Linked DNA regions of Homo sapiens: region 2 is linked to region 1. A link is an interaction called in ENCODE POLR2A ChIA-PET data of the cell type or tissue named here. Cell type or tissue: Panc1. All regions are shown on one strand. Links, peaks and the distances in the headings refer to the core of each region. The heading gives the core; the rest is flanking DNA.

Region 1 (2,925 bases), core at 226-2,725:
AGAATGGCTCTGTGATGTCCTGCATTCTTAGTGGGAGGAACTAGAGGCTTACAGCCAATGACCATGTAGTGTCTGCAATCTGACCTCAAGGCTGGAACTACTAAGGGGCCGCCCTCCCTGCCTCCAGGCTCTCCCACACAAATTCCTTCCTACCTGGTAGCCAAGGTGGTCTTTCAACTATCAATAGGCCTTTTTTGCCTCAAACCCCTCAACAGGGCTCTTCCCTGCCCTCTTGCCAAAGGAAGGAGTTCAAACTGTTGACCTGGGGACTTGGCCTTTGGTGATTGGGCTCCTGCTTCCCTGACTGGCATTCCCAGCAGTCCCAGGATGTTCCCCAGCACTGTGCGCTCCATGAGGACAGGGATCATTCCGATTAGACTGCCATCCATCAGACTGAGATCTCCAATAGGAAACCTAGTTGGGCTCCAAGCTGGAAGTGCCTAGTTTAATGCAGGACAGAGTAAGAGGGTCTTTGAGAGGGGAATGATATCCTTTATAGATTTTTGTAATAGATCGGCAGATTATTCTTACACATAGAAGAGGGATTAAATATATTTAGTAGTCGAAGGGATCTGAACTTCAGGGGATCATCCCAAAGTTTCACTACTTGATCTGAGCAATTCCAGGTGAACTACAGGAGGTCAGATGAAGACTTCACAAGTTGTTAACTCATTCAGAGAGCAAACATCTTCTTAATTAACATGGAAACCAATCCAATCTCATGTAAGAACCAAGGAAAAGAAACATTCTTCAACACAATGAGCAGGAGGTCATGGAGCCATGAGCAGACATAGATCATGGTTTCCACCTGTTGCATCTTAGGAAAAGAAACCAAATATTTCCTTCCTGCCTGCCTTCCTTTCTTCCTTCCCTCCTGCCTTCCTTTTTTCCTTCCTTCTTGCCTCCCGTCCTTCCTGCCTGCCTTCTTTCCTTCTAATGTAACATTTGCTTATTAGAGGCTGGGCCCGGTGGTTCACATCTGCAATCCCAGCACTTCAGGAGCGAGGCACGTGGATCACGAGGTCAGGAGTTTTGAGAGCAGCCTGGCCAACACGGTGAAACTCTGTCTCTACTAAAAATACAAAAATTAGCCGGGTGTGGTGGCACGCACCTGTAATCTCAGCTATTCAGGAGGCTGAGGCAGGAGAATTGCTTGAACCTGGGAGGTGGAAGTTGAAGTGAGCTGAGATCACACCACTGCACTTCAGCCTCGGCAACAGAGCAAGACTCTTTCTCAGAAATAATAATAATAATAATAATGACAAAGTAACATTTGTTTATTAGAGAAAAAGTTTGAAAATGTAGGTAAGGCCGGGCACAGTGGCTAATGCCTGTAATCCCAGCACTTTGGGAGGCTGAGGCCAGCAGATCACATGAGGCTGGGAGTTCAAGACCAGCCTGGCCAACATGGCAAAACCCATCTCTACTAAAAATACAAAAATTAGCCAGGTGCAGTGGTGGGCACCTGTAATTCCAGCTACTTGGGAGGCTGAGGCAGGAGAATTGCTTGAACCTGGAAGGCAGAGGTTGCAGTGAGCCGAGATTGCACCACTGCACTCCAGCCTGGGTGACAAAGCAAGACTCCGACCCAAAAAAAAAAAAAAAAGAACTAAGGGACATAAGTCAAATTTTCAATAGTGACTACCTCTAGGTAGAGGGCTAATGGATGGTTTTCATTTTCATTTCACTTATCTACTTTTTTGTTTTTGTTTTTGTTTTTTTTTGAGACAGTCTTGCTCTATCCCCTAGGCTGGAGTGCAGTGGCACGATCTCAGCTCACTGCAACCTCTGCCTCCCAGGTTCAAGCGATTCTTCTGCCTCAGCCTCCCAGAGTGGCTGGGACTACAGGCGCATACCACCACACCCGGCTAATTTTTGTATTTTTAGTAGAGACAGGATTTCACCATGTTGGCCAGGCTGGTCTTCGAACTCCTGACCTCAGGCGATCCACCTGCCTCGGCCTCCCAAAGTGCTGGGATTACAGGCATGAGCCACCGCGCCTGGCTCCTTCATTCTTTTTTTTTTTTTTTTTTAAAAAAAAAAAAACAGTTATACTAAGATATAATTCACGCTGCATAGAGTTCACTCATTTAAAATGTATAATCCAATTGCTTTTAGTGTATTAACAGAGTTATGCATTTATCATCACAATACATTTTAGAATACTTTCATTACTCCAAAAAGGAACCCCTGCATGCACCCCTTAGCTCTCAGCCCCAACTCCCCGCCCCCACACCCATTCCAGCCCTGGGCAACAACTCATCTACTGTCTATCTCTACAGATTTGCCTGTTCTAGATATTTCATGTCAGTGGTCCATACTTTATGTCTCTGGCTACTTTCACTTAGCTAAAAGTGTGAGTCTTATCCACCTTGTAGCATAGGTCAGTGGGGGCAAGGGGAGTTAAGTTCCTCATGTTCAGTTTATTGGAAGAATCTATTACATTTTCTTTTCATCCTTTTATGGTTTAATTTTTAATGCTTTGTTTTGGCTGGTCTCGAACTGAACTCAGGTGATCCATCCGCCTCAGCCTCCCGAAGTGCTGGGATTATAGGCATGAGCCACCTTGCATGGCCCTGGATTTTTATATAAGCAAAAAGTAAGTGAGGAATGCAACTTTGTTTTATTCTAACTCACCATCCATTTTTTTCAGCACCTTTTATTCTGCACTGTCAGAAATTCTATCTTTTTTATATTCTACATTCTATTATATATGTCAGCGCTCTCTGCTGCCTACTCAAGAGAGTCCCCAACTTAAAACTATAAAGGCAAAGCAGGGAAGGATTCTGCAGTACCTTCTAGGACTGGGGTGCAGGGTTGCTGGGACCTGGACCCACATCCTAGTTCTGCGCGGTGGGGACAGTGGGAGGCGCAGCTACCCTCAACTGTGAATGCAGAGTGCTCAAGGCTCAGTAAAAATTGGGA
Region 2 (2,925 bases), core at 327-2,826, 400 kb after region 1:
CCTCTCAATTTGCCTTGCTGACTCAACATCAGAGTATGTCTGACTCTATTACAGTGATCCAAGTCTGATAACCGGGCTCCTGAACAATGGTCTCTTTTTCATTTCCTTGCTATTTTAGCTGGGTTTGTGTCTTGTGCAATTACCAGTTACCATCTCTAGGTCTTCAGTTCTGCCTAGGGGCTTCAACTCTGCTACCCATGGACAAATTTCTTGGTGACACTAGCCTTCCTGCCTAAAGTTCTGAACTCTCTCCCTGCCCTGGATTCCAGGATGCCCTGTTACCTACTTAAAAATCCTTCTACTTCATCTCACAACTAGGTCACCTGGACTGAAAAACTCTCTTGCCATCACCCCCTGGCATGAGCTTTGTCCCCCAGGGACATGTGCCTCTTGCTTTTGAGTTTTTTGTCTGGGCCTCAGTTGCTGAGCCCACTTGTAGGAACTAGTCCCTTCTCCACAGGCCCCCTCTGAATTCCAAGCCAGGACAGTCTGGGTTTGGTACATATGCAGACCAACCTCTTAAGCCCTCTATATCCACATTTACAGTAACAGTTGATATTCAGAGAAGTGACTTAAAGCACTGCATACTTTTTAAGCAAGAAGTAAACCATATTTTACTTATTAAGGCAGAAAGTAGAAGACCAAGAAAGAATATCAACTGCAAAGATTCAAGCAAAAAGATATTTTGATGAAATTTCTTAGAAAATTAAGGGTTATGGAACTATAAGCTCCAATGAGCCAAGGACTGTGCCTCATTACTTCGCTATAGTAAAACAGCGCTTAAGACCATAGAGGTGCTCAGTAAATACTTGCTGTGTCAATAAAAAATAAAGTCAATCGAAACACAGTATTTGGTCAGAAAAGGTCTTACTACTTTATGTGGTCACTCTTTCATCATACATGTGATAATACTTGTTTTTAAATCATTTTATAATTTATAGCCTTTAATATATCAGAATGGTATAGATTATTAACAATAAATACAATAAACATAAGATGTATTTAATGATGCAAGTGGTTGATATCACAGATTTTAATAGTAAATGGGAGTGTAACATATGTCCTTGTATATGAAATACTGGCAAAATGATAATGCATAGATGGAAATATATTTGGCTTTTGGGAATGCTAAGAGTCTTTTCTATAACTGGGACACACACAGGACTAAAAATAACAATGCTTTACATTGCCAGAATACTCAACAGTTTACAAAATGCTTGAACATCTGTGATCCTATTTGATCCTCACAAGAAGATAGAGAAACATAGTTAAAGGAAATTATATGCATCACTCTTTTATAAGATAATATCTAGTGGCTTATGAAATATAACAGCTCTTGAAAAGATTTCTAGTCTATCATTAATGATAACAATTCAACTGATAGCACAGAAAGAGATAGGAAAGATATACTCTACAATAAGAAAAATTGAATGGAGGAATATATAATGGCAACTCTCATTTACTGTGATAAAGACAGACATATTATTCAACCTGAGGCAGTTACAGAATATGATTCTAAAAGATTAGTAATGAGATACCGGAAATGAGTAATGAGACTCAAGCTTTGGACTCAAGCTAGTTTCAGCTCACTCAAGAGGAGTTATTACCATACTTACCATTTCTATTGATTGTACTAATGCCATTTCGAAGGAGCTGTAGCTCTGGGGATTCAGAGCAGATACTGGGAAGAATTCAAGAGGCTGAGAGCAGCAAACTGGAGGGTGCAGATACCACGTGGGCTCTCATGCCAGCCCAGAGCTTCTCCTTGTGACATAATGCATCTTGCTCTCATTCCCTTGCTTTCCAAGAATGTTATCGCTGGGTATCCTGCTGGAGAGTTTGATGAGTTACCCTGAAAACCTATATAATATTTCTATTTAAACCAAAATTCATCTTTTAAACAAGGCGATACATTTTTAAAGTATTTTATTGTTTTCCTTCCATTTTTTCCCTTCTCACAAAAGTAATACATGTCCCTTATTAAACATTTTGCAAACATTATAGAAATATGTAAAAATGTGGCTTTGGTCAGCATTTTACTTACTAAGGCAGAAAGTAGAAGAGATATAGATAGAACACTCACCTCCTCCCTCCTGTCAAAGTAACCTCTGTTAATAATTCAGTGTTGAGTCCAGATCTTTTCTTCTGTGCACACACTTAAGCTGGCAATAACTTTTAAAGATCTCTGATATATATATATATATATTGAGATACATATATATGTATCTCAAAAAAATTATATATATCTTTCAAAAAATTACATATCTATATGTATATATATGTTTTTTTTTTTTTTGAGATAGAGTCTTGCTCAGTCACCCAGGCTGGAGTGCAATGGCATGATCTCGGCTCACTGCAACCTCTGTCTCCCGGGTTCAAGCAATTCTCATGCCTCAGCCTCCTGAGTAGCTGGGATTACAGGTGCCTGCCACCACAGCCAGCTAATTTTTGTATTTTTAGTAGAGATGGGGTTTCACCATGTTGGTCAGGCTGGTCTCAAATTCCTGACCTCAGGTGATCTGCCTGCCTCAGCCTCCCAGAGTGCTGGGATTACAGGCATGAGCCACCACACATGGCCTATATTTTTGACAACTATCTTATATCAAGCAGCAGGAAGGATGATTTGACCCTTATCAGATTTTAAAAATAATTCAGCCTCATACATTAAACATGGAGAGATTGAAGCTCTGAAGAAATGTTTTAAAAAGTGACGGGGAAAAGAGTCCATCAGAGTTCAAAACAAGCTAGAGCTAGGGCCATCCAAATTCCAGGAACGGTAAAGCTAACAAGTTTCTAGCTGTCAACATTTGAAATAGAATCTACAGGAGCCAAAACGTTTGAAATAAGAATGTGGTCAAATGTGTCCCTGGTATGAACTTTCAGCTGACTAAAACAAATACCGAAATAGCAACAGCATCCGTCTCA

The links. ChIA-PET counts read pairs that join two places held together with the same protein. Peaks named below come from ENCODE experiments on the same cell type or tissue, not always from the same donor. Only the 100,000 strongest peaks of a DNase experiment are listed, where the experiment ranks them.
Region 2: POLR2A ChIA-PET joins it to region 1 with 5 read pairs; 5 of 35 experiments call an interaction of 5 or more read pairs at or near these places.

The regions. Positions count from the first base shown.
Region 1 is chr6:157,729,323-157,732,247 of GRCh38, reverse strand. No RefSeq gene overlaps it. Among named protein-coding and RNA genes, the nearest start is that of SNX9, 92 kb to the left of the region's middle. RefSeq lists an enhancer at 1-314. In Panc1, for the core only: no CTCF peak of the experiment used is centred there; no DNase peak of the experiment used is centred there.
Region 2 is chr6:157,327,140-157,330,064 of GRCh38, reverse strand. LOC105378076 (a long non-coding RNA gene) reads right to left here. Exons shown (of 3, transcript XR_943165.2): 2 at 1,617-1,827. Among named protein-coding and RNA genes, the nearest start is that of TMEM242-DT, 5.0 kb to the right of the region's middle. In Panc1, for the core only: no CTCF peak of the experiment used is centred there; a DNase peak (open chromatin) is centred at 1,584.